2 separate regions of the Mus musculus genome follow, and region 1 is linked to region 2. The links are chromatin loops, found by intact Hi-C in ENCODE. Cell type or tissue: heart. All regions are shown on one strand. Each heading gives the region's core, and the rest is flanking DNA. Links, peaks and the distances in the headings are about the cores only. Region 1 has its middle 150 kb from the start of 4930583P06Rik. Region 2 has its middle 100 kb from the start of Sema6d.

Region 1 (15,881 bases), core at 5,316-13,315, 190 kb before region 2:
CCTCTGCTACATATGTGCCAGGGCCTCAGACCAACCTCCCATGACTATTTTGTTCCCCCTTCTAAGTGGGATTCAAGTATCCTCACTTGGGCCTTCCTTCTGGTTTAACTGCTTTGAGTCTGTGGGGTGTATTATGGGTATTCTGAACATTTTGGCTAATATCCACTTATCAATGAGTACATACCATGGATATCCTTTTGTCTCTGGGATACCTCACTCAGGATGATATTTTCTAGTTCCATCCACATGCCTGTGAAATTCATGATGTCCTTATTTTTAATAGTGGAATAGTAGTTTATCATGTGGATGTACCATATTTTCTGTATTTTTTAGTTGTGAGACATCTGGGTTGCTTCCAATTTCTGACTATTATGAATAAAGCTGCTACGAACATACCGGAGCATCTTTTAAGTATATGAGCAGGAGCAATATGGTTGGGTCTTCAGGTAGAACTATTTCTAATTTTCTGAGAAACTGCCAGATTGATTTACAGAGTGGTTTCACAAGTTTTCAATCCCACCAGCAATGGAGGGGTGTCCTCTTTCTCCACATCCTCACCAGTATCTACTGATGCTTGAGATTTTAATCTTAGCCATTCTGATTGGTGTGGTTTTGATTTGCTTTCCCTGATGACTAAGGATGTTGAACATTTCTTTAAGTGCTTCTCAGTTCTTCAAGGTTCTTCTGTTGAGAATTCCCTATGTATTTCAGCACCCCACTTTTTCGATCAATTGTTCTGAGACATCTTCAGTAGGTCAGGGTAAGTGGTGGGGCATCAAAATGTTCTTGAGTCCTTGGTGTTTCTTTATGTAGAATTTTGTTAAGCCAAGACAAAGAGGCTTGCTCAGGTTTACATTTGACAAATCTTCACAGACTGCCATCAGATTAAAGACCTGTGCTGGATATTAGGATCGCAGTGACAGATGCTGTTCCACACCTGCCCACACCCCATACATCTAAGCATTTAGTCCTCGTAGACTGCTCCTTCATTTTCATTATTCTTAATATACTTATGAACTACTGTGCTCTGCTTGCTGTGATATGTACTAGAGATAAGCTAAGAAAGCTATTTCATATGGCTTCCAATCATCTATCAATTTCTCCTTTTTTCTATACTGTACTTTTCAAACCCAATCACTTCATGCTATGATTTTTTTTCTAAGTTGACATACCAAACATGGCAAGATTCTTTCATTCTTACATTTAAAATTATTTACAAGAAAATACTTTCTATGACAAGTAGATAAATGAAAGCATCTGAGTGCTGTGGGGCCATAAGCCATGCACATACAAATAGGATGGAAATCAGCCTGGATTCATTTTAGGGGAACCTTGTTATCAGCTGAGATGTTGCTACACAGGAAGATTAACTAAAGTTAGAGGCACACTCAGGATGACAGTAGGACTGTCCATAAACTAATCAGAAGCACTGAAAGGAAACCGTTTGAGTGTTCACAGCCTTGTGAATTCGAGTAAGCATGATTTGTGCATTGTTGAGCCCTCCCTGAAACTTTCAGTCACAAACAGGCTTTGTATGGAGAAAATTTGGGGGTGAAGGCCTAAAATTGCTTCGATAAACTAGGGTTGTAAACTAAATTCCAATGTACTTTCTTTCTTTAGTGAACTGCAAACAGCAAAATTTCACTGCATGTATAGATATCCAGTATCTTTTATTAAATTTTTCCCATTTGCTATAGAATCATGGTCCTGGTCCTAACACTCCTCTACCAGCAACCTAAAAGCCTAGAGCATGGGCTCCTAACAGTGAGCATGGACTCCAGTAGTTTATGTCTTCCACACTCAGTGGTGGTAGCACTCAGTTCAAGTTTGAACAGATATCTTCCTTTGAAAAGATGCTTCATCTAATCTAGAATTTTGTGTTTGACTGGCATGAGAATTCCTTGAAGAAACAGTTCTGCTGAATTAAAGTTTCCGACCAGATTCTTACTTAGACATAGATCAAAATTTAAGCTTTGAACTCTCTGTCTGTTTAGAGAAATATAAGAGGATGAAATGAAGATAAGTAATCTGAATACCACTTAAAGCACACTGGACACTCAGATTGTCTACTGCTTTGTACTGACCTTTTTTTTTTTTAAAACAGGTGACAACAAATTTAGTTCTGTATAAAATGTATTCTCTTAATAACTGAATAAGTCTAGAGTTACAGGCAATCCACAATAGCAGGACAGTTGTGCATCATCTACTTTAGGAGATGATTTTGACTAAATGACAAGAGAAGCAAGCTAAAGAAAGAAAGGCTGTTTGTAACTGGTGTGAGTGTCATGGTCACTGGGTGAGTACCGCTGCAAGTGGCCCAGTACTGCAACAGGGCACTGCAGTGCTCTCCTGACCTCACTGATGCTGAGAATCACTGCAGTCTGCAGTGCTTTGCTGAGTATATAGAGTATGATGGTTCACACAAGCTCATCTTCTTCTAAGGTTCAATTATTTGGAAAAAAAAAAAAAGCCCCTTCCCCTCGAAAAGATGGAGCTTTCTGATCCACGAATCATCTTTACACTGTGCATTTGACTTGTTATCAACTTCTGGTAGACAGTGTATCTGAGGTTCTACCTCACTGGGTAGTGTATCTTTGGCTTTCATGTCCTACTGGCATGACATGTCGCCAGCTCTAGCACCCATGCCCATTTCCACTCCTGCTCTCAGGAAGAGCTGGCTTAGCAGGAGATGGCAGCAGAGAAGAGCCTGGCCTGAGGCAGGGTAGGTGCCCTAACCAGTGGGGATGCTTTTCTAGACATCAGAGATTTGAGATGTTGCCATGGCTCTGGCTCCTCCAACTGTAAAGAAATAAAAATACCAATGGAACAAGGGTGGGCTCAAACATCCCCAGTGCTTGGGGAAATCAGGATATGCTTAAATGCTGCCACCATAATGTAGCATGTCTAACAATTCCTTAGCTAATTGTGGGCAGTATTAAGAGTAGAAACAAGTTTGTGCCCCTGATTATTAGTTAGACCATCCTTTCCAAATCAGAAAAGTGGAAGAAATTTGATATTTTTTCCAAAAATTTTTACAATCAGAAATTCATTTATTCTCATATTTCTCAATTAAAACTTTTAGACACTGAGACAAAACTGGGGCCACAGGAGAGCATGATGTTTCCTCTCTGACTTGCTGCTAAGTTAATATGATAATCTTGCCGAGTAACACAGGAGCACTAAGTAACAGGATCCTGGGAAAACACCTTGGCAGGTGGACATTGTTCTCTCAAATCATATTCTTCCCAAAGCAGGACATCTGCACTGGGAGGCCAGATGTGTGCTCTGTCTTAACTTCCCGTGTCTTAAAGGAAGCCTTTTATGAAAATTAATTATGCAAAAAAGTAAATTTACCCTGGAGGAGTGTGTGTATTGGACCCTCACACACTTCCCCACTGTGTTATTATCTTTGATTAGCTACAGTATCCCAGGATGGCCCTGGAGGACTATGAATACCTTGACACAGTGGCAGGAGCCGGGTCTCTGTAGCCAGAGACATGAAGTCAACTTTTGTTCATCCTTAAGAATCTGTGTGATGGTCCCTTCCAGTCCACACCAGCACCAGGGTACCTTGGGTGCAGAGTCTGCGGACAGGACCCTCCATGGGATCTTGAGACCTCTGGTGAGTAGATCACAACTTCTGCCAGGAGGCAGGTTCGAACACCAGATATCTGGGAACCTTCCCTGGAAGAGGAGAGCTTGCCTGCAGAGAGTACTTTGAACACTGAAACTCAGGAGAGAGCTTGTCTCCCAGGTCTGCTGATAGAGGCTAAAATAATCTCCTGAGGAACAAGCTCAAACCAGAGACAACTACAACAAATAACTCCAGAGATTACCAGATGGTGAAAGGCAAACGTAAGAATCTTACTAACAGAAACCAAGACCACTCAACATCATCAGAACGCAGCACTCCCACCCAACCCATTCCTGGGAACCCCAACACACCCGAAAAGATAGTTCCTGATTTAAAAGCATATCTCATGATGATGTTAGAGGACATCAAGAAGGACTTTAATAACTCACTTAAAGAAATACAGGAGAACACTGCTAAACAGGTAGAAGATCTTAAAGAGGAAGCACAAAAATCCCTTAAAGAATTGCAGGAAAACATGGTGATGGAATTGAATAAAACCATCCAAGACCTAAAAAGGGAAGTCGACACAATAAAGAAAACCCAAAGTGAGGCAACGCTGGAGATAGAAACCCTAGGAAAGAAATCTGGAACCATAGATGTGAGCATCAGCAACAGAATAGAAGAGATGGAAGAGAGAATCTCAGGTGCAGAAGATTCCATGGAGAACATAGACACAACAATCAAAGAAAATACAAAATGCAAAAAGATCCTAACTCAAGACATCCAGGAAGTCCAGGACACAATGAGAAAACCAAACCTACGGATAATAGGAGTTGATGAGAATGAAGATTTTCAACTCAAAGGACCGGCAAATATCTTCAACAAAATTATAGAAGAAAACTTGCCAAACCTAAAAAAAGAGATGCCCATGAACATACAAGAAGCCTGCAGAACTCCAAATAGACTGAACCAGAAAAGAAATTCCTCCTGACACATAATAATCAGAACAACAAATGCACTAAATAAAGATAGAATATTAAAAGCAGTAAGGGAAAAAGGTCAAGTAACATATAAAGGCAGACCTATCAGAATTACACCAGACTTTTCACCAGAGACTATGAAAGCCAGAAGAGCCTGGACAGATGTTATACAGACACTAAGAGAACACAAATGCCAGCCCAGGCTACTATACCCAGCCAAACTCTCAATTACCATAGATGGAGAAACCAAAGCATTCCACGACAAAACCAAATTCACACATTATCTTTCCACAAATCCAGCCCTTCAAAGGATAATAACAGAAAAAAACCAATACGAGGACGGAAACCATGCCCTAGAAAAAGCAAGAAAGTAATCCCTTATCAAACCAAAGAGAAGACAGCCACAAGAACAGAATGCCAACTCTAAAAACAAAATAATAGGAAGCAACAATTACTTTTCCTTAATATCTCTTAATATCAATGGACTCAATTCCCCAATAAAAAGACATAGACTAACAGACTGGCTACACAAACAGGACCCAACATTCTGCTGCTTACAGGAAACCCATCTCAGGGAAAAAGACAGACACTACCTCAGAGTGAAAGACTGGAAAACAATTTCCCAAGCAAATGGTCTGAAGAAACAAGCTGGGGTATCCATTCTAATATCGAATAAAATTGACTTCCAACCCAAAGTTATCAAAAAGGACAAGGATTTTGAGTTGAAAATCTTCATTCTCATCAACTCCTATTATCCGTAGGTTTGGTTTTCTCATTGTGTCCTGGACTTCCTGGATGTCTTGAGTTAGGATCTTTTTGCATTTTGTATTTTCTTTGATTGTTGTGCCTATGATCTCCATGGAATCTTTCATACTCATCAAAGGTAAAATCCTCCAAGAGGAACTCTCAATTCTGAATATCTATGCTCCAAATGCAAGGGCAGCCACATTCATTAAAGAAACATTAGTAAACATCAAAGCACACATTGCACTTCACACAATAATAGTGGGAGACTTCAACACACCACTTTTATCAATGGACAGATCATGGGAACAGAAACTAAACAGGGACACAGTGAAATTAACAGAAGTTGTGAAACAAATGGACTTAACAGATATCTACATAGCATTTTATCCTAAAACAAAAGAATATACCTTCTTCTCAGCACCTCATGGTACCTTCCCCAAAATTGACCATATAATTGGTCACAAAACAGGCCTCAAAAGATACAAAAATATTGAAATTGTCCCATGCATCCTATCAAACCACCATGGACTAAGACTGATCTTCAGTAACAACATAAATAATGGGAAGCCAACATTCACGTGGAAACTGAACAACACTCTTCCCAATGATACCTTGGTCAAGGAAGGAAAAAAGAAAAAAATTAAGGACTTTTTGGAGTGTAATGAAAATGAAGCCACAACATACCCAAACTTATGGGACACAATGAAAGCATTTCTAAGAGGAAAACTCATAGCTCTGAGTGCCTCCAAAAAGAAACTAGAGAGAGCACACATTAGCAGCTTGACAACACACCTAAAAGCTCTAGAACAAAAGGAAGCAAATTCACCCAAGAGGAGTAGACACAGGAAATAATGAAACTCAGGGGCCTAAGTGACCCTAAAAATTCCACCAGAGAACTCCTAAACCTGATAAACAGCTTCAGTGAAGTAGCTGAATATAAAATTAACTCAAACAAGTTAATGGCCTTTCTCTACACAAAGAATAAACAGGCTGAGAAAGAAATTAGGGAAACAACACCCTTCTCAATAGTCACAAATAATATAAAATACCTTGGCGTGACTCCAACTAAGGAAGTGAAAGATCTGTATAATAAGAACTTCAAGTCTCTGAAGAAAGAAATTAAGGAAGATCTCAGAAGATGGAAAGATCTCCCATGCTCATGGATTGGCAGGATCAACATTGTAAAAATGGCTATCTTGCCAAAAGCAATCTACAGATTCAATGTGATCCCCATCAAAATTCCAACTCAATTCTTCAATGAATTAGAAAGAGCAATCTGCAAATTCATCTGGAATAACAAAAAACCTATGATAGCAAAAACTCTTCTCAAGGATAAAAGAACCTCTGGTGGAATCACCATGCCTGACCTAAAGCTAACAGAGCAATTGTGATAAAAACTGCTTGGTACTGGTATAGTGACAGACAAGTACACCAATGGAATAGAATTGAAGACCCAGAAATGAACCCACACACCTATGGTCATTTGATCTTCGACCAGGGAGCTAAAACCATCCAGTGGAAAAAAGACAGCATTTTCAACAAATGGTGCTTGCACAACTGGTGGTTATCATGTAGAAGAATGTGAATCGATCCATTCCTATCTCCTTGAACTAAGGTCAAATCTAAGTGGATCAAGGAGCTCCACATAAAACCAGAGACACTGAAACTTATAGAGGAGAAAGTGGGGAAAAGCCTCGAAGATATGGGCACAGGGGAAAAATTCCTGAATAGAACAGCAATGGCTTGTGCTATAAGATCGAGAATTGACAAAAGGGACCTCATGAAACTGCAAAGCTTCTGTAAGGCAAAAGACACCGTCAGTAAGACAAAAAGGCCACCAACAGATTGGGAAAGGATCTTTACCTATCCTAAATCAGATAGAGGACTAATATCCAATATATATAAAGAACTCAAGAAGGTGGACTCCAGAAAATCAAATAACCCCATTAAAAAATGAGGCTCTGAGCTAAACAAAGAATTCTCACCTGAGGTATAGCAAATGGCTGAGGAACACCTGAAAAAGTGTTCAGCATCCTTAATCATCAGGGAAATGCAAATCAAAACAACCCTGAGATTCCATCTCACACCAGTCAGAATGGCTAAGATCAAAAATTCAGGTGACAGCAGATGCTGGCAAGGAGGTGGAGAAAGAGGAACACTCCTCCATTGTTGGTGGGATTGCAAGCTTGTACAACCACTCTGGAAATCAGTCTGGAGGTTCCTTAGAAAATTGGACATAATACTACTGGAGGATCCCGCAATACCTCTCCTGGACATATATCCCGAAGATGTTCCAACTAGTAAGGAAGAAACATGCTCCACTATGTTCATAGCAGCTTTATTTATAATAGCCAGAAGCTGGAAAGAACCCAGATGCCCCTCAACAGAGGAATGGATACAAAAAATATGGTACATTTACACAATGGAGTACTACTCAGCTATTAAAAAGAATGATTTTTATGAAATTCCTAGGCAAATGGTTGTACCTGGAGGGCATTATCCCGAGTGAGGTAACCCAATCACAAAAGAACTCAAATGATATGTACTCACTGATAAGTGGATATTAGCCCAGAAACTTAGAATATCCAAGATATAGGTTACAATTTGCAAAACACATGAAACTGAAGAAGAACAAAGACCAAAGTGTGGACACTTTGCCCCTTCTTAGAATTGAGAACAAAACACACATGGAAGGAGTTACAGAGACAAAGTTTGGAGCTGAGACAAAAGAATGGACCATCTAGAGACTGCCATATCCAGGGATCCATCCCATAATCAGCCTCCAAACGCTGACACCATTGCATACAGTAGCAAGATTTTGCTGAAAGGACCCTGATATAGCTGTCTCTTGTGAGACTAGGCCAGGGCCTAGCAAACACATAAGTGGAGGCTCACAGTCAGCTATTGGATGGATCACAGGGCCCCCAATGGAGGAGCTAGAGAAAGTACCCAAGGAGCTAAAGGGATCTGCAACCCTATAGGTGGAACAACATTATGAACTAACCAGTACCCCGGAGCTCTTGACTCTAGATGCATATGTATCAAAAGATGGCCTAGTCGGCCATCACTGGAAAGAGAGGCCCATTGGACTTGCAAACTTTATATCCCCCAGTACAGGGGAACGCCAGGGCCAAAGTGTAGGAGTGGGTGGATAGGGGAGGGGGGGGAGGTCATGGGGGACTTTTGGGATAGCATTGGAAATGTAAATAAGGAAATACCTAATAAAAATATTAAAAAAAACAAAAAAATTTTAAAAAATGTTTTCAGGGGAGCAGGGCGGGGGGAGGATATAGGGGACTTTTGGGATAATATTTGAAATATTAATGAAGAAAATATCTAATAAAAAGTATTAAAAAAAGAATCTGTGTGACACCAATCTTGTCTGTGTCTTGATTTCTTACTAGTTTCACATTTTTCACACCCCACTCCAAAAACCAATAGCACTTATGTAAGAAAGTTTTTTTTTAATTTAATTTTTTTTTTTAGCAATAAATGGGACATCTTGGGGAAGTGAGCTAGGTGGAGAATTGGGTGCTAAAATTGTCAAAAGGTGACAAAAGTTGAAGAAATTACTGAAGTGAAGTTCTACAGGCTATGGTAGGGTAAAGCCCTGACATGTTTACAGCTTCACAGTGCTTTCTTCCCAAAAAATAGTTTTCCTGGAGAAAGAGTTTCCAAGTGCATCTTTGCTTTCTCTGGCAAATCCCTGTCATTTGAAGGTGAGTGTGGATGAAAGTAGAGAATCCTCTGTTCCTCAGAGTGATGGAAGCTCACAGAAAGAGACAGACCAGGGTCATCCTAAGAGAAAATCAAATACTTTACCCTCAAGGGTGATGGCAGAGTGGAAGAAGAGGTAGCCAGTCATTGGTGGAAAAGAATAGTGGCCTTGTCTGCCCAGAGCTTGCAGACCTGTTCTCACTGGGTCTTTCTTCTCAGCTGCTTAGATAGGGATTTGGTTCCAGTCCAAAACAGGGCTGGATAAAGCAGGCATTTCCCAGGGGACCTCTGGTAATACCAGGCCCAATGAAGTCAGCATAACTTGATTCTGTAACTTGGCCAAGGAGGACCCTGGGCCAAGAATCACCACGGCCAACCCAGGTATGGAAAGCTTTGCATCACTGATGTCTATAAGCATCCTGAAGAAAAGACCATCTCTAACTGCTTTCTCATAGCTCCCTAGGACATCTATATGTAAAGCAGAGATTTGTACCAACTAGGCTTCTTTGTCAAATATCAGCTTGAATATTTCATGCATTAGAGAATTGGGGTTAATGCGCAAAAAAATGATTCTTATGAAATAAAACTATTGAAATATGCCTCTGAATGCATTTCAGAACCATGTCTCCCAGGCTTCCTGGAGTCGCCTGGAAGGAAAAGGTTTGCTCTGATCATATGCAAATTATGGAAGGAAAAATATGCCTACACTGTTAAAAACTTATCATAGTTTTTCTTTCCTTTGACCCAGAAACTCCTTCTCTTTTAGTCTCTTAAACATCTATTAGTACCCAGTTTATGAAAGTGGCTTTGCTGTCTTCCAATTCTGCTGTGTCTCTGGGGAAAACTTTCTGGCAAGCCCATGGGGTCTGAGAAGCATGCTTCTCCCAGCTGGTCCAGAAAGCCGGAAACCTGGAAGGCCAGCCCCAGACTGTCTGGCAAAGCTGTAAGGGAAGGAGAAGCTTAACTCCTGACTGGCTGGACCCAGGAAGCTGGGGTATTCCTTTCTCTTTGCTCATGAAGCAGAATAAAAGGTCAGAGATTCTGGCTTAGCTCCTGTCAGCTTGTCATTTTGCTGATGTTCTCCTAGAGTGCGCTGTATGCAGAACAGGCTGGGGGCTTCTTGGGACAAGCTCAAGGTGAGTCAGAGACAGACAGAACTTCCTGGTTACCACTGCACTTACAATCCCTTAGCCAGAACCTCTCCTCTTTAAATTCAGAGAAGTCATTAAATGACCTATTAATTAAAGAGTGCTGTGGAAAACAAATTGCAAAACATGTTCATTTCTAAACAATGCAAACTTTTTTGCACAAGAACCAGATGCCACTGATTCTTAAACTTTGCCCATGCATACATTTGTACATACATACATACATATATACACATACATACATACATACATACATACATACAAAAAAAGTTACATGACTACAAAAGTCACCTTAAAATCTGAATCTTCAGTAGGTGAGATCCCTTGATGTACAAGCCTGAAGACCTCAGCTTGAGCCTCCAGCACCCATGAAACAAGTTGAGCACAACTGTACAGACTGTAACCTCAGTTTTGGGGGCGGGGGATAGAGGTGAGCAGATCCTGAGAGCTTGCAAGTCAACCAGCCTAGCCCCAGATGACTAGCTTCTGCTTCAGGGAGAGACCCTATCTCAAGGCAAAGGGCAGGAGCAATAGAAAAAGTTACCTCATATCCTCTTGTAGCATCCATTTGAGCATGCATGCACAACATGCACACACACAAAAACAAATGAATTCCTCTTAGGAATATGCAGCTTCTCTGTAGTAGGTCCCAGCTTTATTAAAGCATTTAATACATGTGCCTACTGCTACATGCAAAGAAATAAAAAAACCTTAATCATTTTTGTTTGTTTTCTTAAGACTTAATAAAATTCAGAGGCCAAGAAAATAGAACCCACAAAAAAATGGTCCATCTGCCTTTCTGATGCAAGACCCCTTTGTAATTATGCAGGGTACAATGATGAATTATGGGAAATGATCTTTGAAAGAAAGGGACCCATGGGTCCTTTCCTGGGGAAGTGTGGTCTTCTGCCATGTGTCTAGTAGACATATATATGTTCTGGGTGACACAGCTCCAGGATAGGGGAATCCCCATCACTGTGGATCTGTGTGAAGCAGAATCTTTTTGTTGGATAGGAATCACAATCAAGAAACCCAACAACTAACCACAGGCATGTTCTGGAGAACATCATTCTCACTTTTCTGGTGAGGAAGTATAAATCCCAGAGCAGCTAAACCTGTCACAGAACATCCTAAGGACTGTTCAAATGCTAGCACTCTGGCCTGAGAGTCCTGATAGCGTTATCTGACGTGTATGCTTGTCTGTCCTGTATCCCTTGATCACTTCCTTTACTGGCTGCTTGTATGTTTATGTAGGCAACCTCAACACCAGCCAGTCTCCAGAACTCAAGCCTTATTCCTGAATTAAGCAAGTATTCATGATTTAAATCACTGTAAGAAAGCCTGTGAGTCCTGGTAAGGAGGAATGCAGGGCAGATAGAGTTCAGTAGGAGTGGAGGCTGGAAGACAGGAAGTTGAAAGCGTCCCAGGTCATGCTAAGTTGGGTAATACTTTTAAATCAGTTTCTGTCAATGAATTCAAAAAAGTATTTCTACCATCAGAGTTTGGAGTTACATATTAGGTTACTTCTGCTTCAGTTTCCTCCCTTCTAAACATGATACTGATACTTCTAACTCATTATATCTTCAACATAGCATGTGGCCCCATTCTTTCATTCATTGCTTATTTATGAAGTAGCCTTGGCAGATCTAAGACAGAAGCCCTTTTAAGAATACTTTCCTCCCCTCTAGTTGTTCATAGCAATGCAGGTAGAGGGTTTCAACAGAATGCATCCCCCTGGCCATCCTGCAAAAGCATGGGGCTCACACAAGGTGACCTCTCCCAGACCTTGAAGGAAACATGGGTCTCTGTCAGAGAGGAGTGAGATACCCTGATGACAGACAGGGAGTCAGCAGGTGACTGGACTGGGCATGTTCGTATTTGGTTCACAAATCCATCCCTTCACTTATTAACCCTACTCTTGGTGGTGGTAATTTATTGAACAGGAAAAGTTGAAAAGGAAATAAACGGAAAAAAATTAGTTTCTGGTCAGAAGAGGCTTTGTCTGGTTAATTTCTATGTCTCGCTTAAGAATAAATTCAAACAGCCTTAAGAGTCTTAGGGAGTAAGCCTTTCCTTGAGTAAGAAAGATAGATGACCTTACTGTGTTTGAATTTAATGTATATTGTTTTTAATGTATATTGTTATTTCGTCTCATGCTCTGCCTCGGTTTCCAACCTCCCTTGTGTTTCTGTCTCCATGAGTCAAACTCTGAAATTGTTTTAGAGACAAACACTAGTAGTAGAGGTGAGGGGAGACTGCCTTTCTATTGGAGCTATTAGAGCCCAAAGCATGATGTCAGATTGGCTTCAGAGTATCCTCTTCTCATGACTCCTCCTACTTATGGCACAGCCTTTCATCCTGTTTCTTAGAATTTCCTGACTTAGATCCACTGGCTTCATCAACCCTCCTCTTCTTAGAGGGCTTTCTGTAGGTCCAATCTATAAGTACAGATTTATCTTTCATCCAAGAATATATTGATTCTTGAAAAAAGTGGGTGACCAATACTTGGTCTTGAAAAATGGATGCCACAGTGTGGTTGAAGGCAAACAGGATAAGAACGACACTGGTGAACAGTGACATTTCAAACTGTCACATAAGCATCCATTGATTCAACCAAAAATGGCTGCCTCAACTAACAAACTCCAAATTATCAGACATATATATCCTTTGTGTGGGTAAAATTAGATAGGATTTGCTTTTATTTTTCCTCTGAAAAATATGATTTTGAATCCCACATATACGAGAAGCTGCATTTAAATTACATTATGGGTTCAGTGGTGACATTCTGCATACAGCAGGCAAGGAGGCACAGGGGCACTGTTGATTCTGGGTTCTAAGTTGCATCTGGATAGAGCACACAACATATACATGTAGGCCTCTTCTGTAATGACCCAGGACCTGCATGCCCAGCCCTGGCCAGCTGCCTGTTGAGTGCTATATGTTGTGAGTGTGCAGTAAGGAATGGTTTAGAATGAACTAAAATAACCCAGGTTCACCTCAGTGAGGCAGAGAAAGTCTCAGCACAGATCCCAGGCATTAGGCATTAAGTCATCACTGCATATTTAGAGGAAATCATATATCTATAGTTAGAAATAAAATTAAGTGTGTGTGATGATTTTTAAATATATTTTCCTTTATTCTTTAAAAACTCCATACATGTATACTCTGTGTTGTACTGCTCATATGTTTAAGGGTATAAGGTGATACACTGCTCATCAACAGCCTACCAGGGGCTGCATCTCTGTATTTAATTAAGTTTGGATACATAACAGTATCACAGTCAAGGTGCCCAAAGAATCATCAGACTTAGAATTTGTGTTTTGCCAAATGCTTATTTTTTCCCCTGTGTGGTTTTGTCTGGGTGACACAGCAACAAACCATTATCATGTATTTCATTTTCTCCAGATTACAGGTGATTCCATTAGTAGAGCTTACCAAAAGACAATACTGGATAAGCTGTCCTATAGCAGATATTTCATAATGATCAAGGAAACTATGCCAAAGGGATATGGCTTAGTCTCCTCACACCTCAGCTCTTTCCATGTAAATGCCCAGTCATGTGCCCATAAAACCTGAAATTATGACCTTCATTTTCTGTGGCTTAAAGTTAGAGCAAAAGTGTTCCATCAATAAAATCTTCAATGGTTTTTCGATCCTCATAATATCACCCAGCAATTCTCTCTTTGAGTTGCGATAATAGCAGCAATTAGGCAGCCTTTATTCCTCAACCCCTTTTAACTTTTGCTTTCATATAAATGAGCACACAGCACATACATGTAGCCACTATGGAGAGAGTGCTGGTCAGCATCAGAAGCAAGGAAACAATTACCCCATTCATAAATTATCTTCCCTTCTCCCTTTAGCCTCAAAGGTTAAATGTGAATATCCTTGTTTACCTCACCTTCCATTTTGACCACATGTGAAGGCCTTGATGGGGCCCTGCAGATGGGTTACGAACATAAGGCTTATTAGAATCAAGCATACTTGCATTTATTAGTGGCCACTAATGGCATGCAATTAAAGTAATTACAGGAAGGCAAACAGACAATTAACTTCTTGGAAGTGTCAAGAAAGGGCACTCACAGAGTTTAAAGTTCTTGGGCATATGGTTTATCTTTATGTCCCAGAAATATTAACACAGGCAATGCTTACAGAATGGAAGAGTTATGTTGGACTTTCACGAAAGAATTGTAGAATGGGTATGGTGAAAGTCAAGAGCTGTAAGCATCATATTGGTAGCATGGGGGGAAAGGGAAGGAGGTGAGACCATAACCAGCCTTCAAGAATTATGGCAAAAGATTAAAGCAACAGATATCAAAGGGGATGATGGATGTATCTACTTTTCTGCATATTTCAAAGCATGAATCAGCCCTGGTTGGACTTGCTCAAACATTATGAGTATCTTCTCCAGTTTTTGGTAACCCAGTTAGAGCCCTGGTCCCCAGTCTCCAGGCCAATCAATGGCAGGCAGGCACGCTGCCCTGTACTAATACTTTGGTTATCAAGATTAAGTGCTCCATGCACAACTGGTGACACCAGCATTAATCTGTTCTTACATCACTATGTTCCCATGGTCTGGCCAGTTTCCATGAGGCATCACCTCCTAAACCTTTAGGATTTAAAGGTGATATCCTCCATCCATATTCAGAGCACAGAACTAATGAATATACAAGTGTGGCTGACTCAGGCATGTGAGAGCAATTGAACTTCTCTTATTGGTAACTGAATCATCACAGTGTGGTAGGTGAAGTGACAGCTTCTGTAATAAAACAAGACCTTCCCCTCAAATTAAAATGTATCCAAAACTAGACATAAGCGCTCTGAAATCCAGATATGAATGCATTAGTTCATGTCTTCTATTCACTTTTTTCCTATCCAGCTATGCTCTTTGTTATTCTCGTCCATAATGCCCAACAACTTCCCCACCTTCACCCCACTCAATAACCCATGCCTCTTGGTGTTTGGGTGAGAAAGTCCAATCCCCTCTTTTCAGACAGTCAAAAGTTCTGACCAGGCCAACTAGTGAAATGTATTTCTCATGATTCTGAGCATATCTTACATTTCAATCTCTTTGTTTAATTTTAGTCATTTCAGTTGTGTATAGAGGGTTATGTGTGCATGTAGATGCCACAGGTCAACCACTAATGTCTTAGAAGTCATGTACCTTGATTTCCAGGCAGGGTTTTCCTTTGATTTGAAGATGGCTTATTGGGCTAGGCCAAGTGGCCACCGAGTCCCAGGGATGTGACTGCCTCATGACTGGTATTATAAATACGAGGCATCACGTTTGGCTCTTTACATGATGCTAAGGATTGAATTCTAATTGTCATGCTCACATAAAAAACCCTTGAAAAAGAATGAGTTCTCCTTCCAGATGCCTATATTCAATTTCAATGCTGCTTTGAGCTTTCTCAATTCCATTTCTGGGTTCATATTTTCTTACACATTTCTTTTCCAGAAACAAGTTCTTCCTTTGTTTCAAATTTACTTGTCATAACAATAGTGACATCCTTGCTTAATTTCTATCTTCCTGCGTCTTCCTCTGAACACCTAAAGTTTTATCTCAATCATTTTTACACAATTTATTCCTTCTCAGGAACACTTTATTCCAAAAATAACTCTAAGATCTGGAAAGAAATGCTGTTCCTTGATTCTCATTGCCTTTTGCTAAGGAAAGCATAATTGCAAGCATCCTTTCTCCATCTCTTTGCCTGC
Region 2 (15,881 bases), core at 4,844-12,843:
ATTGTAAGTATTCATGTGGACATTAAGGACAGCTTTCAGGACTTGATTTGTTTCTTCCCCTTTGTCTTTGAGACAAGGTCTGCTCTCTCTTTCTTCCCCCACCCCTTGTGTGCATGTATGCGTGGGGGCAGAGGGGGTGCGTATGCATGTGTGTGCATGTGTATGTGTGGAAGAGTGTATGTGTGTGTGTGCAGGTATGTGTGTGTGTGTGTGTGTGTGTGTGTGTGTGTGTGTGTGTGTGCAGGTATGTGCTTGTGTGTGTGTGTGTGTGTGTGTGTGTGTGTGTGTGTGCAGGTATGTGCTTGTGTGTGTGTGTCTATGTGTGTGTGTGTGTATGTGTTAATTAATGTGGCTTCTGCGGATCAAAGTTAGGCTGTTTGGATTGCCTAGAAGATGCTTTCATCTGCTGAACATCTCCTCCCCTCCCAGGAAGTTCTTACTTTCATTTTACAACTTGATCATTTTGCCTTTAAAACACTAATAGAATGTCTTAACGTAAAGAAAACAGTCTAATGGTGCATTGGGAAGATAAAAACAAAGGAACAGTAAGAAAGTTTTGAAAAACAGTAATAACCAACTCAAGCAATATAAAAACGTAATTCAACATTAAATAGCTTCTATTAGCATATTTTATACAAACGAATTACTTAAGTATAGTAAAGAATCTTAAAGAGCCAAAAAAATCAATGCTAAAATCAATGAAGAAACAGTAATTGCTAAATTAGGTTGTATCAGGAAATGGGCCAGTCACATACAAAATATTAAAATTATATATGATAAAGATAGCTCTAGTAATCAAACAGTGAGAAACCTTGAAAGTTTGAGAAGAATACATACAATCAAAATATTTATGGTGTTGTTTTTTTGTTGTTGTTGTTGTTGTTGTTTACAAATGGGGCAGATGAGATCTTACAAGGAACTACTGATTTTTGAGAATGATTACCAATGCGACAAGTTTCCATTTTTCCTGAGCCTTGGAGAAGTTAGTTGATATGCGTGTCCTACTTAGGGCTGCACTTGTAATAGTCGATTCTTCTCAGCTCTTGGATCACTTACGTGTGTATTAGCTGCCCCCACTAAAAAAGAAGCTTCTCTGACCAAAGAAAAGGACAGCGCTCCTCTACAGGAATAAACCCTGAACAATTAGAAGGCAGTTTTACAGGCACAGTTAGTGGCACAACAGTAGTGTCTTCCACACTAGCTGATGCCTTCCCCAGCTGTAGACTTTTGACCCAGTTAACAGTATCAGGCATGAATTTTCTCCCACAGAGAAGGACTTAAGCCAATCAGAAAGTGGCTGGTTATCCACATAACATTGATGTTACTCTTGCACCAATGGTCAAGCCTTAGTGGGCACAGCAGTAACGTAGCATGCAGGGTCCAAAGATGTGAGACTGCTTATGAGTTTTCTCTTGCAGCAGCCTGCACTATAAAGGCCAGTCAATAAGAAGGATGCTTCAAGTTCAGATCCAGCTTATTTTTTATCTTTTATCCAACCACCAAAGCAAGTAGCATCCTCAGCGATGGTGTACTAACAGTAAGTCCTTGTGGGTAACCAAAAACATCAACACTTTTTTTAAATATTAAAGGACTACGACAGGGATTCAATTTATTTGAACATGTATGTTTACAAAGACAAAGGAAAAACTCTAATATTTAAAAGGGAGGTATAGTTGCTAGGTAACCAATAAAAAATATTTGTCATAGGCAAAAGGATTCTAAATGAGTTTAGCCTATAATGGAGAGATAATACCACAACTGCTACATTATATGCTACCAAATAAAAGCCTGATACCTAGAATAGATTACATTGTTTTGAGTTGTTGACCAATGGGATCCCATAGAGCTTCTTAACTTTACAGGCTATTGCCAGTGCTGTTGGTTACTCTCCACAGCTTGATGGTAGGACTCCATGTACTTACACCATGCAATATGGAAAACTCTGGTATTCAACTGGCAGCTTCATCCTTAGTATCTAGAAAATGCTAAATACAATAACAGAGGAGAAAATCCTCTATCTCACCCTGATAGGATCCCTGTGAAGACAAGAGCAATCTGCCTGGCGAGATGTATCCCCACTGGTAAAGCAGAGACATGGCTTGAGGGCAGCAACCAACAGCCTTTTGATTGGCTTTAAGACCCACTTCATGAAAGGAAACCCATATCTGACTGTCAATGATCCCAAGAACATGAGTCTAGATAAATCAGGAGCCCTTTTTTGAAAAAATCCACTACAATTATTCTGCTAGATGGACACAGAAATAAAGATGATTCCTGTACCCATAGACCAGTGCACTGTTAAACTTCTTGAAGATGATGACAACCAATAAAGGAAGGAAGGAAGGAAGGAAGGAAGGAAGGAAGGAAGGAAGGAGAAGGGAAGGAGGGAGGGGAAGGGAAGGAGGGAGGGGGAGAGGGAGAGGGAGAGGGAGAGGGGGAGGGGGAGGGGGAGGGGGAGGGGGAGAGGGAGAGGGAGAGGGAGAGGGAGAGGGAGAGGGAGAGGGAAACCTGCAACTGGTCAATGAGCAGAGAATAAGGTACTTCTGAATGCTCATCCCTCAATGGGATGTCTATATCATACCTTTACCCTCAAGGCTCATAGATCTGTACAGAGGATGGAACAAAAAAGTGTAAAAGCCAGAGATTATAGATAAATTCAAAGAAACAGCATTTTCCAGATACAGCAGGACAGTTGTACATATGAACTCACAGAGGCCGTGTGTCTTAGGATTTCTATTGCTGTTATAAAACACCATGACCAAAGCAACCTAGAGAGGAAAAGGTTTATTTGCCCAATATATAACATTTCACTGAGGGGAGCCAAAGCAGGAACTCAAATAGGTCATGGGCATGAGGGAGGCAAGAGCTGATGCACAGGCCATGGAGTATTGCTGCTTACTGACTTGCTCCTTTGGGTTTGTTCAACCTGATTTCTTATGCAAACCAAGATCACCAGCCCAGGAATGGCACCTCCCACCATCAGTCACTAATTAAGAAAATGTTCTACCGACTTGCCTGTAGCCTGATCATAAGGAGGCATTTTCTCAATTGGTTCCCTCCTCACAGATGACTCTAGCTTGTGTCAAGTTGGCATAAAACTATCCAGCACACTATGATAGCGTGTGTAAGAGCTGCATAAACTCAAGTCTGGCAAAATCTCAACTAGAGAAGGGGAGGTAGGCAGGAAATAGCACCCTAAAGAAGTTCTATCCTCAGCTAAAGCGCTATTGGTATTTGATTGCTACTGGATGAGGGAAAGTTCGTTTTCTTCAATAGAGTGACACTGAGTATATCAACCACAAGACAGGCCCCATGCCAAAAAGTAGTCGACCAACATAAATTGAACTCCGTATTCTTTGTGTTGTTCTTGTTGTTTTGATAGAGAATCTGCTTTGGGGTAGGTGGGGGGATGAAGGAGAATCTGGAAAGAGTTCGGAGAGACGGAACACAAAATCAAAACATATTTACATGAAATTATCAAAGAATAAATAAAAACCTTACTTTTTAAAAAAGTAAACCTTTGACCCAGATAAGCAGAATTGCTGTCTTCAATTAACAACTGAGGAAAAGAAACAGGTTAAATAATGTGCCTGTGGCTATTCTTTAAAAGAATACATTTCTTGGAAAGTTCTAGTAAATGCCTGGAAAAATCTAAACATGCACAAAGAGAAGAAAGCCCAATAAGTAAGTTATTGGCGTTGGAATAATGTTACAAGCAGAAAGAAGCAGAGAAGGTATTTGAAGGTTAGGACAGAGAAATTTGGGGTGCACCCAAACTCAGGCAGGATCCCCTGCTTCTCTCTTGGAAGACAAATGACAAACTAGTCACAGCTTCTGTTTGGATGATGTTAAGGATGGTCTTAGAAAGTTTTCTTTTGGTTGGAAGATTTTTATAATATATGAAATGTTGCCAGATGAATATTCTTTACCAGTTGGACATTCAGTTTAACTAGAAGCTGGGTTTGGCACAGTATGTGTCCATATGCGGAGTCATAACACCACCCCAAATATCCTGAAGACTGGGTGTCGCTCTGTTTCTCTATGGTCATTTGGACAGTTTAAAAGAACTTATCTCCAGTGCAAACTTAGGTCATTTGAAAAGTGAATTCAACTGCTTTCACTTCTTAAGTTAATCTTGGAGTATAAAGAAACTGGCCCTTGCCAAGAACCATCTTTGAACAAATGAGATGTTCAGGCTTGAGCACTTGGGCACAGGGACTGGTCCTTTGCCACCTAATTTTCTTGGAAGTAAACTAGGGAGAACACAGGTCTCACCTAACAGCCTTTACGTGCAGCTTTCGCCCTCAAAAGGATCCCTCTAAGGATCTGGTAGCCCTCTATCCCTCTTCCTTAGATAATTCTTAGTATGCAGTTCCTTGGGGGAATGGCTACATACACAGTACACAAACACTGAACTTCTCTCTCTCTCTCTCTCTCTCTCTCTCTCTCTCTCTCTCTAATGCCTCCTTCTCACTGTTTAACTCTCTCTTTTCTACTTGAACAGAAAGAGGAAATTAAAATTTATTTTGATGAAAATCCTGGTATCCTGGTGATGTAATCTGTGCTTAGCAGGCTGAGTTACACTATTTTAAAATCTATTTTGGCATTGACACTTTAGCACTGCCCTGCTAAATCTACAGTCCTGAGGATTTTCTGGCTGAGGAGTGAAGCTATGGAAACTGCATGAAGTGCTGGCTTCTCACAGTCTCCTGAAGGGAGGAACTCGAAAAGAAAAGGCAGTGACCGTGCAAAACCCATTCCAGGAAGCAGACAGAGGGGCCTTGGCTGTGGGAAAATGGACACTCTGAAGGTGGCAAAGCATATGTGTCCATGAAGAATAATGATCGGTTTGTGTCCCCAGAAGGTGACACTGGAGACCTTTTATACAAAGCAAATTCACACTGCCTGGTTACAGAACCTTTGCTCTAAATGTCAAAGTGACAAGCAGGAGTCAAATTAGAAGCCACCTCCCTTAAAGCAGTGGTGGCTTCACACAGGTACTCACACCTAACTTTCTCTTACTCTTCTCCCAGGTGAAGAATGAACCTGGGCATCTTATACAGATTATGATTTAAATTGCTTCGTGGCTTCAGGTATTCCTAAAAACATCAATAAATTGAAACCCCTGCCAAGCCATCACTACAAATTTCTGTCATGACATGGAAATCCCAGGTGCATATCTCCTGTGCCTCAATGGAAGCAGAAGTTGAGACAGTGTGGGTGGATGTTGGTGTGTCCATGTTTGACCACTGTGCTTCTGACATCTTTGAAGAGCAACAGATCTCAGTGTTGCCTGGTGTATTCCAAAGAGAGATGGGGCACCATCACCACAACACTTGGAGTTGTGTCATGTTGGTATAGACATCCTTAGGAGTTACCTACTTACAGAAAAACACCAATGACACAACAGTTTTGAAATTTGCTAATTTTTTTTAATTAGGTATTTTCCTCATTTACATTTTCAATGCTATCCCAAAGGTCCCCCATACCCACCCCCCCAATCCCCTACCCACCCACTCCCCCTTTTTGGCCCTGGCATTCCCCTGTACTGGGGCATATAAAGTTTGCAAGTCCAATGGGCCTCTCTTTCCAGTGATGGCCGACTAGGCCATCTTTTGATACATATGCAGCTAAAGAGCTCCCGGGTACTGGTTAGTTCATATTGTTGTTCCACCTATAGGGTTGCAGTTCCCTATAGCTCCTTGGGTAATTTCTCTAGCTCCTCCATTAGGGGCCGTGTGACCCATCCAATAGCTGACTGTGATCATCCACTTCTGTGTTTGCTAGGCCCCGGCATAGTCTCACAAGAGAGAGCTATAACTGGGTCCTTTCAGCGAAATCTTGCTAGTTTATGTAATGGTGTCAGCATTTGGAAGCTGATTATGGGATGGATCCCTGCATATGGCAGTCACTAGATGGGAAATTTGCTAAATTTTTTAATGCATCACTGAAACTTAAAATTAACCAGATCTTCATGGAATGGAATTCCTCTGCTTCATCCACTAATAGTGTTGGAACAGCAAGAAGGCACAGATATTTTGTTGTCAGTTCCCATTCTTTGTGCATCTTTCTTAGAATTTCTCACCTCTTTCTTTATAATGAGACGTCCAAATACATTGCTACAAGAACCTTCACACTAGACAATTCACCACAATACATGCATTTACTATGCTTCTTAAATACCAATTTCCTCTACAAACCTATACTTTAAATGATATGAGATAAATACACTATGTATGTTTTATGTACCAGTATATACCAAGTTTGAATAAAGCTCAAAAGACCCCATAAAGCCAGTTCCATTCCACCAAGATTGAAGCAATAGGCTTAGAGGAAAAGGTCAGCATTAGACTTATTGCTCACAGAACAAACTCATTATTTGAAATGATCAAAGTTAGTAACAAGAAATCAAGAATTTGTATTTGGGCATAGTGACTGGTTGAGATGAGACAACCCTGCACTATGTGATGTTCAGAGATAGAATTCAAGTTGATACTGCTACCAAATTCCAGAAGACCCTGTGGATCTAAATATTCAATTTATTTTAAAGGAATTTTAGTGACAACGAAGTTCCACATATAAGATGTTCGACAGTGTCTGCTATGGTGTAGGTGCCTAACAAATATCAGCTCCCTTAACTGTGTGAGTAGTAGGAGCCCCTAAAAATTACACTGAGCCACTTCTCACGAGTGGGGCTCACTGTGCAGGTCAGTCATATGAAGTAGTGGATGGGAAGTGACTAGAGCAGAGCAAGGGGTTTGACGTGGATGACTCCTGGAGCAACTCTTCGTCCTGCATCAACTCAGAGTCACTGGATCTGACTGACTTCACGTCCTGGTGCTGAACTGGTCTCAGATGGATCTCAGAAGTAACAGATTTAAGACTCTGCTGTGTTTCCTTTCTGTAGTAGTAATATGCTTAGGAGCTTTGATGGTATTTATTCACTAACAGACACCAGACCTGATGATATCCAGAAACTAAACCCTGAAGTTTAAGCTCTTAAATCATTAGGACCCAGAGAACAGGGCAGTCTGGAAACAAAATCAATCCAAAGACTTCAGCACTTTGTTGAATTCAGTTGAAAAACAACCACAGGAATTGCCAAGACATTACACGGGTCCGGAAGGGAGAAGACAAATTTTGAAAACGCCAATCTTATTCAGAAAAATCAGACACATGGTACAGTCCTTATCCTGATTTGACCCAGCTCTCTCGTTGTGCAATGAAAAGTGGTAGCCCATAGACACCCAGACTATTAAGAATCCCTCCCAAGGCACTGAAGCCTTTTGACTTGTGTGTCTGTTCTCTCCCTCTTTTGTTGCTGAATTATATTTCCTTATCTTGACTATCTATATTTTTCTTATGAATAAAAACGCAGAAATGAGTGTGGGAGCCAATCTGAAAATGAATGACCCTGGATATGGTAACAGAGCTTCAAAGTTAAGCGATTCTTACCCCTGACATTCTGTCACTGCACATAGCATCAAGTCCTTATGGTGATTCCTATTCACCTTCCATATTTATACACATGCATATAAAACTATGTCACTTGCTTCAAAGTAGTAAGGTGACAATGATGTGTTCAAACCTGCAGAGACAGCCTGACTTGTTGCTACTCTCAAGGAAGAGTCAGAAGGATCACAAGTTCAAAACTGACCTGAGCTATACCTAGTCCTCTGGGCTAGATGTGTGGCTTGGTGGTAGAGCATGTTCAAGGCCCTGGGTTCTATCCCCTAGAAACTCATACATATGCCTAGAGGGAAAATCTATTATACAGATTTATTTGAGAAGATTCTTTACCTAAATAACTACTGAGCTCTAGAGGGGTAATGCATGTGTTTATAGAATGTTTTGCAGGCTCCAACTATATGTCAGGAAACATTCAAGATAGCAATGCTTTTTCATAGGACGATTTTCTTTCCTAAAGACTTTCAAAGTTAGTTTTAAATATGTATATGTGCTTGTATCTGTGAGTGGGTATGTGCATTTGAGAATGGTTGCCATGCCTCCTTGGTCCTGCCTTCTGCCTCCCTACTATGCACCCTGTGAAATTCTTCCATCCTCCTCACTTGAGCCCCACTGGTCTGGAATGATTGTCTGCTCCCCAGGCCTGAACCAAGCAACCTGCTACTGAGCACCCAGGCTCGCTCTCTACAGCATCTTCTGAGTTGAACCCATCCATCAATTCTTTGTGATGTTTCTTATATATTTCCCTTAGTTGGGCATCCATCTGAAAGGTTGTGTAGGCTTCATGAGTGACCTCAGAGAGCATGGATGCTACACAACTCTGGCTGCAATTGTCATAAAGGGTTTTCTTTATTTCCCAGCTTTGACAGTGGTAAGGAGAGTAGGCAGCTATCAGCTGGTGTTACCTGGGAGCCCTTCTGTCTCATCTTTCAGAAACACTCTCCACATCCTAACAATGTCTTCCTTTGTCAGACGTACCTGATGCATGCTCCTGTTGACTGGGGGAGGCTTATTATTTCATGTGTCTCTGTAAGTGGAGATTGCTGCTCTGAGGAGGAAGGGGGAAATCGATTGTCTGTTCCCGCAGCTTTAGAGCTATCCTGGGCTCTTAGGGCCTCAGAGTTGCTGTGTTCCCACACTTTCTGCTCAGCTGGCCGCTTTGTTTCTTCCCTTTCCTCTCTTCAGTTGTGCGTCTGTTTTCTTTTCTGTTGTTCCTTTGAACTCCTTAGGAAGCCAAAACTGCAGTCAGACAGAAGAACAGGAAAAGCTGCCCATGAGCAGACTTGGGCTGGGAAATTCCTTTTGTCTCTTTTCCCTTAAGGACATATTTTTATTTTATGTGCACAAGTGGTTTGTGTCTGCATGCACGTGCACCATCTACCTGCCTTATCCTCGTGTCAGACAGAGGATGGCATTGGATCGCCTGGAGCTGGAGTAATAGGTGGTTGTAAGCTAAAGGTGGTTTTATTTCTCTGTAAGAGCAACAAGCTCTCTTAACCACTATCTCCATCTCTCTGGGCTCATGTTCCTTTAAAAAAAGAGACTTGCACACATTAACCTAGAAAAGCTGAACACTGGCTCAACAATACAGCCCAGTATATCCAGAGCCAAGCCAGAGTGCACAGTGACTCAATAATACAGTGTGTCCAGAACCAACCCAGAGTGCCAGATTTCTTTCTATCTGTAGACCCCACCCCTTGTCTCAATTCTTAGGCCACAAATATTGCTATCCTAAAAGGTGCTTTAGGGTATGAGTGCTTACCCATCCTGAATGTTCCCACAGCATTAGAGGTCACACATCCTGTATGTGTCTCTTGAAATGGTCAGCCAGCTGTTAGAGGAAATTTACAAGACACCTTTTCCTTAAATCTACAAAAATTGCTTTTGTCAACAAATTCCTGTTCAGACTTCCTGCTCCAGCAGTGTTTGCTTCCTTGCTGCTGTGAGAGGAAACAAAAAATAGAACGGCCTTCCTGCTTCAGGAAGTTGGGCCCAGACAAGTCTGTGTGCCATGATGAGGCCAGCATCCTATGAAAGCCTCTGGGAAGTAATCCATTGGGGTATTATATTTAGGAACAGCCTGACTGAGAGCATCCCTGTGGCATTGAAGGGATAACCTTGTGCTCAGTTGGCTTGTCCTTCATTTCTGTTTAAAAGAATCGGGAGGGATGCAGCGTACAAAATGCTTCTGAATGGAGCAAGTCCTCTAGGCTTGATGGCATCTCTTCAGAATGGGAACTGTGTAGGAAGTGCAGGGATATGCAATGGCAATATACGCATGCGCCACTCAGTGTGCAGAGAATGGTGCTGAATTAAACTCGGCTACTCCTTCCATGACTGGTATGAGAATTTCCCAAACCTCTTCTTTTTCTTCCATATTTCTTCACACTTGGTCTTAGCCAAAAGTCCAAGAAGTGATCCTCCATACTTTTTTCCATCCAGACTTTGTGCTCATCACACAAGCAGCAAGTGAAGCGTCTACATATTAATACACTTTCAGTGTTTGAAAGAAAATTGCTCTCCAAGTTTGTCACCATTCTCATATCTCTTCTATGGTTTTATGCCATCCTAAACAGACTACAACAGAGACAAGCTCAATCACCCTGAGGGACAGCCATCCTGGGAGCTAGCCTAAGCCACATGTGTGAGTTGTTCCCAGGAGATCCAGTCAGAAGCCTGATCTAAGTTGAGCCTTGGAATCCTCTTAACTCCTATATCTGACAAGGGGATAAAGAGGCAGCCAGAGGATTCCTGTCACGCCCAGGCTTCGTGTCTCTCCAGTTGAAGCACTTGGAATTATGGAACACAAAAACTACTGGTGTCAAGCCCTATTCAAATGCCAGAGCCACAGAATATGTGAGCATATGAAAATGCCACCAAACTGTAGGCTGGTCAGTTGTAAGGCATGGACAACTGAAACAAGGACTTGAATTTCTGAAACAGTAAATGATCACATGGAACAATTTTGCAAACGGTGTTCAATTACATGGTGGTGAAGCCTGTGTTGGGCTATATGTTCATATCCCTATAGCATTGCACAAAGAGGCCTCAGCCCACTTGGGTGACAGTAACAACGCTCCATACACTGGAGGGCTTATCAACAATGTTAATGTCTCAACAACAATGTCACAGATCTGGAACATGGAATTCCAGAATTCAGAGCTGGGTTGTTGGGGACTAGTGAAGGAGCAGCTCTTAGTTCACAGATGGCCATGCTCTTGGTATTTCTCAGAAGGTCTGAGGGGCTTCTCTGGGGACCTTTGATAGGATCACTAATCCCTTTCAGTGAGGGGTGTCCCTACCATAACTCAATGTCTTCTAAAGGCCCCATCTCCATATTCTACCCTGTGAGTATTACGATTCAACAAGTCAATTTGAGGGATGAAGACATGCAGCCTGTAGCATCCAGGAGGCTTCCTGGGAATGTTTTAGATGTTAATAACCTCTACCTTAAGGGAATTTCCAAAGTGCTAGGCTACACCTAGATTGGCTCCAAAATCAGCCACTTCTCTTCCAAGAAGCTCATTCTCTGCAGTGATCCTTCCCTTAAAATAATAATAATAATAATAATAATAATAATAATAATAAATATGTCTATTCTGTAAGATTTTTCTCAACACAGTAAAATTGTCTTTAAAACTGCCTTGAAAAATGATTCCTCCTGTAATCCAGCCATGGGGCATCTCTTATCTCAGGACTGAACCCCACTGACTTTATATATCTCTCCTCATGTGCCTTGTGGCTGGAGTGAACTGTTACAACCACAGTCTAAAGTTCTACATCGTGTTAAGAGCTTTCAGATAACTTGGGTCAGTTTGCACTTTGTTGTACTATGAACAGCGCGTAGATATAACAGTGAAAAATGTTAAGCCACACAAAATGTCTGGCCTGTTCCAACCTGGACTTGCCAGCTAATTTCCACCCGGCAGTTTATAATGTACACAAAACTGCAAAGCCTGGAGTGTAAAGAGCTGGGTAATAGATGGGCTGTAGACTGCTCCTTGCTGCCTGCTCTGGCTTCATACACCACAGAAATTACAAAATCAATGAGATAAAAGCCACATGTCATCCCGTTCTTTCTGTGCTCTACTTACAGCCCAGGAGGCTGAAGGGTCACTTTAACCCTCTAGTGATGCTCTGCCAGTTGAGAAGTGTTACTTCTCACACTTTAAAGTCAGAGATCCTTGGCCTTCTAAATGGGTCCTCTTCCGGCCCAGTTCAGCTTTGTCTGTAGACATCACCACTACATCGGAGGATCTCCCTACTATGGATGCTGTTCTTGCAGGTCTGACATCAACTGCTCTTTGTGCCACCATGAATGCTGTCTTGATCCCTTCTCCAGAGCCACACACCATGCTCAGCCCTGGCACTGCTGGCAGAAAGAAATGACTGTTGGATTCTCACCTTATACTTCTTCTATTGTTCTCCATAATTTTTAAACAATCCAACATAGAAAAGCTGGTGTTAAAAATATCTCCCAGAGATTCCCTCATGGTTATTACTTTGGTGTTACTATTGAGCCCCTACCCTGGTCTGGCAGGAAGCTTATCTGAGCAGTTCAGCTCAGACACTTTGGAGGAACCACTTTTTGGAAACCTTCTTGGCACTCTTTGCTTCCAGGCAGTGAAATGTTCATCTCATCTTCAACACCTCTAACATTTCTCACACCTACGCCTTTGTCTTCCTCTCTGTAGCACTTACAGGGAGCTGCTCACAAGTTTCTATCTTCATATCCAGCCATAAGCTCCTGGGGCAAGACTGCATTTGTTTTTCTCTGGGTCCTGAGTTCCTGACACAGTGCTAGCATAGGACACATGCTGGTGAGCTGTTCATTGACATAGTGCATGGCTAAGTGACAAACAATCCTCCATGCTTCTCCTGTCAGCTGCCAAGTATCCCTTGGCAATCAGTAGTCATCCGCTGCCATCTTCCATGACTTCTAGTCAGGACTCCTGGCACCCGTATCCGTCCCCAGGATGATCCCACCTGTCCCTTCGCACATAAGTGAATTCCTCTGTCGCATACTTCCTCTTCAACATCTGTACCTGTCCTGTCGTCTTGGTTCTTCTCAAGACGGAAATATCCATCTTCTTTGCTGAGTAACACATGGGTCATGTATAACAAACTGCCTAAGAGTCTGAACTGGGCTGACACTTCCCTGCAGCTCCTACTGGCCTCACTTCTTTCAAAGAACCTGGACTGTATTGTTTTAGGAAACTAAGCCTTTGATCCATTTTATGAATCAGCTCCTGGTATATTTTAGCCAGTTAGTTTACTGAAGCACCCTTCTTGTCCAGTCTGAAGAGCATGGCAACATGCTTTTGATCATTCTTCACCTTTGGGCATAGCACCTCCTAGGGACTTTCAACTACAGAAATTTGAGCATCCTTTAAGACCTAGCTTACATAGCCAACTGGCTAGGAAACACCCCTGGAAACACTTCCCTTTGGACCACCTCCAGAGGAAAGAGAATTAGTTAAGCCCTTGCGTATTATGCCTTCTTCCCTTTCCATAAGTAACACTCGAAAATATCCATTCTGTTACACTGTGAACTTTTGCAAGGTCTGTCACCACATTTTCTTCATTCGATCTTACTCACACACAAGGGTGATTCATGACTGAGAACTAGTAAATGATCTGAATAATAATTAATTACCTTTTAAAAAGCCATGAGGACCAATGAGATGGCCCAATGCATAAGTATAGATATTGACAAGCCTGATGACCTGAGTTTGATTCCCACACTGCATGGTAGGAGAGAACCTATTCTCTCATTCATACTCTGACCTCTGCATGCACCTTGGTATGCACACACACAACACATGCATATATATATATATACATATATATATATAGATATAGATAGATAGATAGATAGATAGATAGAGCGCCTTGAGTTCTAGTTCACAGTTTAGGGGTGTCTATCCTTTCCTGTCGAGTCATGTGTCTAATGATAGAACTGAGGTGAAGGCTCCTGAGACTCCTCACCAGGACACAGCACATAAAAGCTAGGGGTGAAAGGAGTGTCCATAGAAAGGATATGACTCCCTTGTTTGCTTCCTAGAAATCCAGCTTGGCAAGTTTTGAATGACTGTGATGACATGTTGACTTCTCATCCCTAGCTGAGGACTAGAAGTACCAAGAGACTCGGGGTCCTCTTTTTCTCTCACTCCCATCAGTCTGCATGAAGAAGCTTGTCCCTCCTTCTAACTTCACTCCCCAGTTTGAAAGGGCTGCTATTGAATTCCAAAGTCAAGGGACTTAAGGCAAGATATCTGCATTTTTCCATCTATTCTCCTATTTACTCAACATTAGCTGTTCCTATATATGGTAGCAAGAAATATTATGCAGTAGTATATAAAGATTCTTATTTCCATTTAATTACTTTTGATAAATACATTTCCTGAACCAAATTCACAATCTTGAGAAAACAATGGCATTGTTGGTATGATTGCTTTGAATTTAGATTATATTTTGATAATAGAATATAGGGAAAATATCTTTGTGTTTTTATTCCATTTTCAAAGAAATCGATGGCGGGGTTTCTCTTTCTAATTTAAACATTCCCCTGCAGTGTTGATAACTCAAAGCAAATCTCATTATACTCAGTGCATAAGAACCAGAAAATGATGCTGAATTGAGTTGAAAAATGAAAACCTTCATTTCAGCCAGATAGGAGAGCTACACTGAGAAATCTGAAGCACTATCTATCTCACTTGTCTCTATGCAACCTTACAAAGGGCAACATGACACACTCAAGAAAACTGTCAGAAGTGGCCTTTGTCCCCAAGGTATGTCAAAACATAGACGCAAATTAAATTATAAAATAATGAATTCCAGTATCTGGTCCTGTTGCCAAATATAGAATATGTACAGGAACTCACGAACATAACTGGAACCATCCAAGAGCTATGCCCAGAAACAGGAAGGAAACCATGCCATACTGGAATAAAGGCATGGGGGGACCCACAAAAGAAAGCAACCATGGCCACAGTTTTAGGGATCATAGAAAATGAAGCCATGATTGGAATACCGAATAAAGCAATGTACTTGAGGGCCCCATGTACAAAACTTGGGTTGATAAGGCAAGGAACCTAGAAAATAGGGTCCCAGAGAACATAAGCAGGCCTTTGAGATGGTAAGATTGGGAGATCCAAGGGAGTGGTTACAAAGGGAAATAGCAGTTCTCAGGCTACAATGTTTTAAGTTTCCAAAGCTGATGCTAGGGGCAGTAAACTGGACAGGAGAGGTGTGAGAGAGGCTTCTATTAGGCTCGAATGCAGGCTGAACATGAAGGCTAGGAGCCAGAAAGAACTTGTATGACAGAAGAATCAAGTACCCACTCTTCAGTAGACTAGGAAATAAGGACATTCTGCTTTGTGGACACCCGAGGGAGTGTAAAAATAACTGCTACTTCTCTTTGAGAGTTTGCAATGTGCCAAATAGCGTGATGATAGTAATACTACCAGGCACCTGCATCGTGAGGAGGACTCTGTGCCAAACGCTGCTTGAAACAGGATCAATGGGGATGCATAGAAGATGCCTAACATCCTTTGGTGATGTCACACATAAGTCTTCCAGAAGCCCTGAAGGATGCACATGCACACACGATGCACATGTATGCGCGCACACACAAGGAAATCAATGCATAGTAAGACTAAGCAACTTACTGGTGATTTCTAGAAAGCCATGGTTTGAAACCAGGGAGCCGGGCTTCTGAGTGTTAGCTCATAGCCAGCACCCACAATAATGAGCATTGTGCATGCCTGGTCATTGTGCCACAAGTAAACCCAGCATCATGGAGCAGTGGGCTTCCTGGTCATCACACTATATATACCAGATTCTGATTCTTAGTGAAGTTTGTGGGAGGTGTCTAAGGCTCTCCTGTGGCTAATTACAGAAACTACTAAAAGAAGGCAATACTGATGCTCTTTACAGTATTCATTCAGAGGGAGCCAGAAACCTGAAAGTGAGGAAATTAGAGAGGAGCTTGAGGTATTGCCTCGTGAAATGCAGATCACAGTAATATTTTAATTAACTTGAAATAATTATATTACACATGTAATTTATTCTATCACCAGGTTTCACTGAAATTTTTATTGGCGATTCTGAGTACATGTATTAAAGATGTTAATAAAAACATTTGGGCTGTGTTTTATTTTCCTAATTGCTTCTTTTTTTTTTTTCTGGTTCAATAAGGATAATGATGTAATATCAGTGGGGAAATTTCACTTAGTTTGAGATTCTGCTCTTTATTTTCCACTCTAGGCAGTGTGTCAATAAAGAGCATACTAATTCAGTGCAGCATAATAAATATAACAGAATAATATTTGATCGCATTAATAATGTAAACAGCAAAAATTAAATGACATTCAGAAACGTTCCTAAATTTTTTAAAAACTGCATATCAGAAA

The links. A loop is a pair of places that touch in the nucleus more often than their neighbours do. Peaks named below come from ENCODE experiments on the same cell type or tissue, not always from the same donor. Only the 100,000 strongest peaks of a DNase experiment are listed, where the experiment ranks them.
Region 1: it touches region 2 in a loop (2.2-fold over the local background); 2 of 42 quality-filtered maps call a loop at or near these places.

The regions. Positions count from the first base shown.
Region 1 is chr2:124,360,241-124,376,121 of GRCm38, forward strand. It overlaps a transcript of Sema6d not described here. Among named protein-coding and RNA genes, the nearest start is that of 4930583P06Rik, 150 kb to the left of the region's middle. In heart, for the core only: no CTCF peak of the experiment used is centred there; DNase peaks (open chromatin) are centred at 9,271 and 9,901; H3K27ac peaks cover 1,462 bases.
Region 2 is chr2:124,545,829-124,561,709 of GRCm38, forward strand. It overlaps a transcript of Sema6d not described here. Among named protein-coding and RNA genes, the nearest start is that of Sema6d, 100 kb to the right of the region's middle. In heart, for the core only: no CTCF peak of the experiment used is centred there; DNase peaks (open chromatin) are centred at 9,123 and 9,463; H3K27ac peaks cover 976 bases.